Linked DNA regions of Homo sapiens: region 2 is linked to region 1. A link is a loop called in an ENCODE intact Hi-C map of the cell type or tissue named here. Cell type or tissue: IMR-90. All regions are shown on one strand. Each heading gives the region's core, and the rest is flanking DNA. Links, peaks and the distances in the headings are about the cores only.

Region 1 (4,508 bases), core at 1,076-3,575:
TTGAACTCCTGGCCTCAAGTGATCTGCCTGCCCTAGCCTCTCAAATTGCTGGGATTACAGGTGTGAGCCACTGCACCCAGCCAACACCATCAGTTTATAAACATCAAATTAGGACCTCTATAAGTTAATAGAATAAAGTTATACCACTCACCTACCCTCAAAACTATTAAAATCCCCACTAGGAAAATGTCTGGGAGGACTGAAGTATCTAGATTTTTAGGATTGAAGTTGTGGTTTTAAATGGCAATACCTATTTTCAAAGTGCTTGAGTTTTTTGGGCAGGTGTATCTCTCTCTCTCTCTCTCTCTCTTTTTGAGAGACAGTTTTCCTCCTTGTCGCCTAGGCTAGAGTGCAGTGGTGCCATCTCGGCTCACTGCAACCTCCGCCTCCTGGGTTCAAGCGATTCTCCTGCCTCAGACTAACGAGTAGCTGGGATTATAGGCATGCGCCACCAAGCCCGGCTAATTTTTGTGTTTTTAGTAGAGACGGGGTTTCACCATGTTGGCCAGGCTGGTCTCCAACTCCTGATCTCAGGTGATCCGCCCGCCTTGGCCTCCCAAAGTGCTGGGATTACAGGCGTGAGCCACTGCACCCGGCCCGTGTATCTCTTTAAGATTCTCGCTCCTGTAATCCCAGCACTTTGGGAGGCCAAAGCATGCGGATCACCTGAGGTCAGGAGTTGGAGACTACCTGGCCAACACGGCGAAACCCCATCTCTACTAAAAATACAAAAATTAGCCGGGCGTGGTGGCGGGGGCTCTGTAATCCCAACTACTCAGGAGGCCGAGGCAGCAGAATTGCTTGCGCCCAGGAATCAGAGGCTGTAGTGAACTGAGAGCTTGCCACTGCACTCTAGCCTGGGCGACAGAGCAAGACTCTGTCTCAAAAAAAAAAAAAAAAAAAAAAAAAGATTCTAATTAGTTCTAATGAGCCAAAGCTTTGAACTTCTCCTTATTTCGTCTTCTCCCTTCTTTGCATTTTTCCTCTTTTGGTGTTAAATGTATAGCTGGGAGTTAAACTTGAAATAGACCACGTGGGTAAGGACTTAAACAGCTCCACTATTCCTCAATGGACAGAATGAGTGAGCAGCTTCTGTCAGCCCTTAGTTTACCAATGTGAATAAAACTGCTCCCATGCTGGCATTTGATACAGGAATGGGAAATTAAACTAATTTTTAAGAGCTAGAGTAGCATCTCTTTCTCACCTGGGAAAGAATTGGTAAGAATTGCATTGGTTAAAGTAACTAAGCCTAGTCAAAGTAGCTGGGGCAAAAGTGAATATTTATTGGAGAAACGCCTTCTTATCAAGTTTGATTAAAGAAGTACATGAATGTGGCTGCGCACGGTGGCTCATGCCTGTAATCCCAGCACTTTGAGAGGCCAAGGCAGGTGTCTCACCTGAGGTCAGGAGTTCAAGTCTAGCCTGGTCAACATGGTGAAACCATGTCTCTACTAAAAATACAAAAATTAGCTGGGTGTGGTGGCGTGTGGCTGTAATCCCAGCTACTCGGGAGTCTGAGGCAGGAGAATCGCTTGAGCCCAGGAGGCAGAGGTTGCAGTGAGCCGAGATTGCACCATTGCACTCCAGCCTGGGTGACAGAGTGAGACTCCAAAAAAAAAAAAAAAAGAAAGAAAGAAAAAAAGAAAAGAAAAGAAAAAGAAAGAAAGAAAGAGAAAGAAAGAAAGGCAGAAAGAAAAATAATATGAATGAATAATCAACTCCTGGAAGAATGACATCATGGCTTCCAGGAATAGCTGGAACCAGGGAATCAACATGATCAGGACTCTCTCCCACCGAACCCCCCACTCTCTACCTCAGTATACTGTCTGTGCTCCTCTCTGCTTTTCAGTTTCATTTTTTTTTTTTTTCCTACTCAAGGGCAGCTTCCTGCCCTGCTTCCTCCAGCATCTGCATTTTACATTGTGCTGCTCCCACTACCAGGGATGTACTAGCTACTCCTAAGTACAGTTTGAAAAACCCTGGGGAAAGATTCTGAGTCACTTTTTAGGTTATAGGCTTACCTTTGGTATATTCAGGCAACATCAAGAGGCTACATGGGGGATTGTGCACTACAATTCATAGATGAGGAAACTGAGGCACAGAGAGGATAAGCGACTTGTCCAAGATCACTCAGTTACTATAATATTATTTGATCAGTGTCTAGAGAAGATATTAAATATTAGTTATAATTAAATCTGTGATCATTAAAAAGCCATTTGGAAAGAGCTTGAAGCAGAGAACAGCACAATCAGGGGAATAGACTGTATTTAATGTTGTATACTACCATCTAGTGATAATCTAGAGAATTTCAGCATTATACATTAAATATGTATTTAATATTCGAAGTTTTATTTTTCTTGATGTAATCTTTACAAATGTATCATAAATTGGCAATAACTATATAACCACATATTTACATATTTTATGGGCCCAGTAAGAGAATAGCAGCCATTTAAAGGATCATTTCAATTAATGTTTTCAAAACCCACGTTTTTAAGGTGGATGTCACAATAACTTTGAAATTTAGAAAATTTGGGATAAATTATCTTGCATAAAATATTCATTTGCTCTCATTTTATGGTATGAAATGAACCAGATGTCAAGGTTTGCAACAGATAGCCTGGTATGTGAGCCTTCTTCCTAGGAGACAAATAGGTGCTCTTGAGAATGAGGCAAAACATAGTTAAATAAGTGGTCTCATTAGCCTACCATCTGGAGGGCATGCTTGCTTACTCCAGGGCCAGCCCTGAGAGCTGCTGTGCCACTTTGGTACTAGGATAGGAAATAGGGAGTCACAGGGCTCTAAGCTGGCAGTCAGCTTGGTTCTGAATCCACATGTTCACTCTGTACCCAACAAATATTTTAATACAATGTAGCCATGTTCCCCTTTCTTTTACAAATGTGTGATTTACAACAGCGGGATTCTAGCATTTATCAGGTCTACATAGCACAACATAATTTTAATGTGAGGGATTCCTGACAGGCTTATATATTAAAAAATTGAGCACTCAACCATGAATATTTTAAAGACTATATTTAGTCCAATATTATTTGATGATATTTAGTATAAACTGACATTGACTTAGAAGATATAATATTTCATAGTGTATGTGATCAATAAGCTTGTACTGGGAGCACTAGATGTGTACCAAGGTCTTTTACATATCTTTAGAAAATTCATCATATCATGACCCATATCCCTGGGAGCTGGCTAATATTTACAAATCCTCAGTTATTTGATGAAGTTTTTCAAACCTTGATATGATCAACAAGGGAAAAAGTCATGAAAAAAGAGGTAATTTGAACATATTTTCTTCCCTTGACGTAGCAATATTTCCTGGTGTGTGGAAATATTATTCTATCCGTCCTCAGGTGAGAAAGAGCTGCTACTCCAGCTTGTTAAAAAAATTAGTTTAATTTCCCCTTTCTGTATCAAATGCCACCATAGGAGCAGTTTTTAGTCACATTGTAAACTAAGGGCTGATGAGTGCAATCCGTTGAGTGGTAAGATTTAAAATCAGACATATTTTGAATATAAATCACAGTTTTACTGAGGTAAAAGGTTTTTTTAAATGGAGTCTTAAAATATAAAATGTATACGTGTAGTCATTAACATATTTTCTTTAGTATAGCCATGTGGGTGATATATTTTAAATATATCTGGAATATTTATTGAAATCATCCGGCTTCTTAGCAGTTATTTAACAATGTACCACATTAATGACAATTCTAAGAATGTTTCATTGGAATATAGAAAGCAATATTGCTCCCCTCCATCTCATTCCTTCCTTCCAGAGTAATCCGTAGGTGTCCTAGAAATCTCCTGAGATTCAGCAAGAATCAACATTCACATACACAAGGCTCAAGATCTGGGGGAGCCTGAAAGAGTGGCATTTGGTCATAGTGCCCTGATTGAGGAAAGCGTACTGGTGGGTTTTCCTGCATCCAAGCAGGATGCAGGATTCCTGGGCCTCCTGTAGGCATATTTACATGGGCTTGCATATTACAACCGAATGAACACTATTATTCACCAATTCTTCATGGCAAGACATAACTTACACTGTTCTTGGCAGTAACCAGGAACAGCTTAGCAAATTATTCAGAGATGCTAGGAGATAAATCAGCTTAAGTGTTGTTAGAGCATTATTCAAGCAGATGTACTTAAGGCAAAGGTATGTCTGCTCATCTTCGCCATACTGTAAAGGGTCCTCCACCCCCAAGATCTAATGCAGTGGAATCATCTTCCCCAGGTGAGCCTGGGAAAGCTGTGGCTGGGCTTGTTTATTTGGAAGCACAACAGCCTCCATGAAACTTCTACGTCAGGGGTAACCTATAAAAGGAGAGATGAATCTCCGATGCCCACAGGACCCTGGCCCTTAGCAGACTTGGGTTTATAATGAAAATCAGATAAAACCAGAGCAGTCTTGTTTCACAGAGCCTGTCTAGAGTAATTTAAAGAGGGGAAGTGGGGTGGAGAAGATGTGCTTTAATCCATTTTATGGATGAAA
Region 2 (4,508 bases), core at 1,373-3,872, 340 kb before region 1:
AACAAGAATAGATATTCATTCTCACAAAGGGAGACAGCAAAGAAAATGGAAAGTGCACTGGTGCTAGCGTTAGACAGCTTGTGTTAATGTCTCAATTCTGCTACTAACTGGTTGCAGCTTGTGTGACCTTGGGCACATTGTATGATCTCGCAGAATATCATCCCAAATCTGCAAAATGGAATTGGCATCATCTCTTTTGCAAGATTGTTATGAGAATTAAAAGGTTCTTCATTCAATATAATAATAAATATTTTGTATATAAATGAATATCAATTAAAAGTTATGACTAATTCCACAAGTCAAACATATAAATTTTATTTCTTGATTCATGATATGTGATAGTATTCATAAAAATGTACATGCATGATAATTTCAAGGAATAAGTATATATGTGAGAATCATGGAAATGAAATTAATAATATTAACTAGTAATTAAATTGTAATTTTGTCTTGAGTCTTCTTAAAATTAGGAAACTACTTAAAGTACATTTTTTATAAATGGGCATAAATACAGACAGTATATATTTTCCATGGATATATTTTCATAGCAGAGGAACCAACTAGATTCTTTCTCAATACAACTGCAACTATTTCTGGTCAAATTATGGGGAAAAGGCCTGTTTTGTGGTTGATCTGTTACAAACAGGGTGTAACTTCTTGTAACGCAAAGATAATTTGTCTGGAATTCATCCACCACTGAAAAAATAAAATTAAACAAGGATCATGATCAAATCAATTGAAATTTTTCCAAATTTAAGCAATAACATTTCATCTTACTAACATAGTAGATTATTGTAACTTTATTTCAAATGTTCTTAGAAAAAGAAAAGCAAAACAAAACAAATGGCTGTACCTCCTTTATGCTAGCCACTTAACCCTTTGACTATACTATATTATGTAATTATCCCAAAAGCCCTGTGAGTCATTGATGTCCTTGTTTTACAAAAGAGGAAACTGAGGCACAGAGAAGTGTCTAAAGTCATACAACTAGCAACATGTGAGTTTGGAAGTGACACCCAGCTCTGGCTGACTCCAAAGCCCACTTTCCTTCTCCTTCATCATAACTTCTAAAGTCATATTTATTATTAGTTCCAAGATTGCCCATGACATATAATAGTGAGGTATTTCTTCATGATCTAAAACTATTATCCCCCATTAAGAAGCCTGAGACGTCAAGTTCTAGAGGCCTCAACCCAGGATAAGACTTAACTCTGAATCTGAACTCGAAATGTGACTGTGTGTGTGTGTGTGGCGCGGCGGGGTAGGGTGAGGCGGTGAGACACAGAGCTGCAGGAAGCCTATGGGCTGGCTGGATGTGGGGTTTGTGGGGAACAGTGGATTGGGGGAGGCAAGTGCATTGGTAGGCAAGAGGAATAAAAAGGAGAAATGGGAAATACGTGCTATCAGTAAAGGACCAAAGTTCAGAAAGAGAACAGTAAGTCTGGCTCCTTGGGAAGCCCTCGATTGTTATAGCCCTTTATGTCTGTGGATTAGCCCTCAATTCAGTTCTTTTCTGGTATAAGCAGGGTATTTGCCAGCATGATCATCTTTCCCCTGAGTCCTTGTTCAGAATTGCAATGATCCAGGAAGAAACATCAACAGATTTTCTTCACTGTTGGAACTACCAAAACAACTTTCTTCAGAGGATACTTCATTTTCTTCCAGCTACTTTCAGACATTCAATATCAGGATTTTAATTGTCACACACCTTTTCTTGCCCATACTGGCTCTCAAGTAATTTTGAGGCTAACATATCCATCACATACACAGGTACAAAAAATGAAGGAAGAAAGAAAGAAAGGGAGGAAGAAACATAGGAGAGACGGAGGGAGGGGGGAAGCAAGAAAGCAAAATAGCAATCATTTTTATTCATAGTCCTTAAAATACAGTGGTAACACAACTCCAACAAGTGGAAATATTTCATTAATTGGAAAATTGGCTACATAATAATTTCAAAAGACATAATTACATGACCACAAAATAATCTGACATATAAACAGTTTGCAAACTGTTACAGTTACTTCTATATCTATAGCTGTGTGCAGTGAAAATTGTTGTTCAATATGATGTGGAGGCAATCCAACATACTGAATCACCTACAAAGGATTAAGTTTTATTTTAAAAAAGAAAACTGGCAGATACATATAAGAAAAGTTTTTAAACAAGGTTAAATAATAACTTTACCAAAGTGTTCTGCCTAACAGGTTTAATGGAAGTATTCACTTTTGTACTATTAGCATCAGTTACTATTTTAGCTGCTCCGAATTTCTATCACAAATGAATTTCAAGCAAGATCTAGATTTTCTTCAACAAATTTAACAACTTCTTAAACATTTTAAAGAGGAGTCTACCTTTATAAATAAAACAATCAAATGTATTTTAAGTGCTTTGAAATTATAAAGCACAATAAATATATAAGCTATTACTGTTGCTAGCCAGTCCCTAGCTACAGCAACAGTTTGACATTCCTTTCCCCATTGCTCACACTGCCGCCCACACTGGAGATTTCAGTCTAAGAATTACCTATATTCTTCCCCAAAAGGAGTCAATAGAAGTACGTGATGAGACCACATATTTGAGAATGCAACAATGTAGCCCTTCCTTACTAGAAGGGAGTAAGGATATACTTCACTTCCTTCTAGTATATCTGCATTGTTTTTTTTCTGTAGCTGCTGGCAATGGAGCTATATCAAACATGGAACTAGAGGTGCAACTTTACTTTGTACATTGTGTGATACCCAAATACAATAAAATAAACTACCACTAAATGTGGAATCTTGAACTGGAGACATTTCTGAGTCAGTTAACGCTACCACATACGGTCTCCCCAGAACACGCACATTCCAGGTTGGTCCCAATCTCCCAAGAGGTAGAAAATTTGGTGACAACTCCGTCAACTATCTGGCTATGATGATCTCAAGATTTGAAAAAAAGTAAAAAGAATTCTGATCCCAAAAAGAAAGGAACCCTTATTTTCATCCTTATAACTACTCAGTGACATGTACTGCCCCTCCACCAGAATGACATGCCAAAAACGAGTGCCATGCCCTGGGGCACTGTGCTGTCCCTGGCAGCAGTCCGTCCATCCTTTTGACTTCCTTCCCTACTTCTGTTCTACACTTTGCTTATTTATGGTTTTTGATTGACTAGTTTGGGAAGGAAAAAAAACCCTACCTAATGATTTAAAAATTAACCTAGGAATAAACTGGAGAAGACATAATTTAATAAATTCCTCGAAGTATAGAGCTATGGAAAGAATATTATTTATACTTCTTTTTTTTTTTTTTTGAGAAGGAGTCTCGGTCCGTCGCCCAGGCTGGAGTGCAGTGGAGCAATCACGGCTCACTGCAAGCTCCGCCTCCCGGGGTCATCCCATTCTCCTGCCTCAGCCTCCCGAGTAGCTGGGACTACAGGCGCCCACCACTACGCCCGGCTAATTTTTTGTATTTTTAGTAGAGACAGGGTTTCACCATGTTAGTCAGCATGGTCTCGACCTCCTAACCTCGTGATCCGCCCGCCTCGGCCTCCCAAAGTGCTGGGATTACAGGCGTGAGCCACTGCGCCCGGCCCCATTTATACTTCTTAAAAGAAGTTTAATAAAAATAAACTAGAAAACAAAAATAGAAACACTTTGTGTTTCACATACAAGGGATTTTCCTCATGTGGCAACTATTTGGAAGAAGGTCCTATTTATCACTAAGTTCACCCTTACTGATCTTTTTCCCATAGTAAAAAAAAAATGATTATGACTCACTTTATGAACACACCAAATGCTACAGGAAAATAGATTTTAGTTTTATCCAAACCAGCAGTGAGAATAATTTATGATTCCAAAAAAGACATAGACATGCAGAGTCAATTTAGGAAAGTGAGTCAGTTTCATGCAAATAAGTTCTAGCTTTCTTGATTGCCAGTCTCCTTTTAATGTTGGAATTTTAGGGGGGGAAATGAATTATTGTGGTAAACCAACAATTCCACTTGTTAACTATGGAATATTTAAAGGATAGCTTAATATGTACATGTGAAAGGGTCAAGAGAATAGAGTTTTATTTGAATATCCAGATGATCCAATTAAATCCAAAATGGTATTATTTCTAGAACAGAAGAGACCATTAGAATGTGCTGTTCTAGTATCTCTAGAATTCTCAAATTTATTATGAGAATTATCCTTTCCACAATTGTCAAAATAGATTGTTTGGCCATAAACATCCTTGCAAGCCTAAGCAATTTGAAATTCAGGGCCTATATCAGTTTCCTTGCCTCCACCCCTTTCACCCCCAAAAGAAACCAGTCAATTAGATAATGGATAAATTAACACTATATTGACAAGCAAAGAATAATTAGAAATTAATAAGCATAAAGAGAAATGACTGTGTAAAAAAATCACTTGTTTCAGGTTTAATGTAGTCACTTTGGGACAGGAATATAAAACATGAAACATGAAAATAGTCAGCAGATGCCCTTTCCATCCATTAATAAAGTATCTTTTAAATAAATAATCAATCAAC

Evidence for each region. A loop is a pair of places that touch in the nucleus more often than their neighbours do. Peaks named below come from ENCODE experiments on the same cell type or tissue, not always from the same donor. Only the 100,000 strongest peaks of a DNase experiment are listed, where the experiment ranks them.
Region 2: it touches region 1 in a loop (2.5-fold over the local background); 4 of 110 quality-filtered maps call a loop at or near these places.

Annotation. Positions count from the first base shown.
Region 1 is chr6:127,537,216-127,541,723 of GRCh38, forward strand. No RefSeq gene overlaps it. Among named protein-coding and RNA genes, the nearest start is that of SOGA3-KIAA0408, 20 kb to the left of the region's middle. In IMR-90, for the core only: a CTCF peak has its summit at 2,258 (motif pointing left); no DNase peak of the experiment used is centred there.
Region 2 is chr6:127,199,039-127,203,546 of GRCh38, forward strand. The region is part of intron 1 of LOC105377989 (a long non-coding RNA gene); the gene reads right to left. It overlaps RSPO3 (R-spondin 3), which reads left to right. Exons shown (of 5, transcript NM_032784.5): 5 at 1-443. Among named protein-coding and RNA genes, the nearest start is that of RNF146, 66 kb to the right of the region's middle. In IMR-90, for the core only: no CTCF peak of the experiment used is centred there; a DNase peak (open chromatin) is centred at 2,493.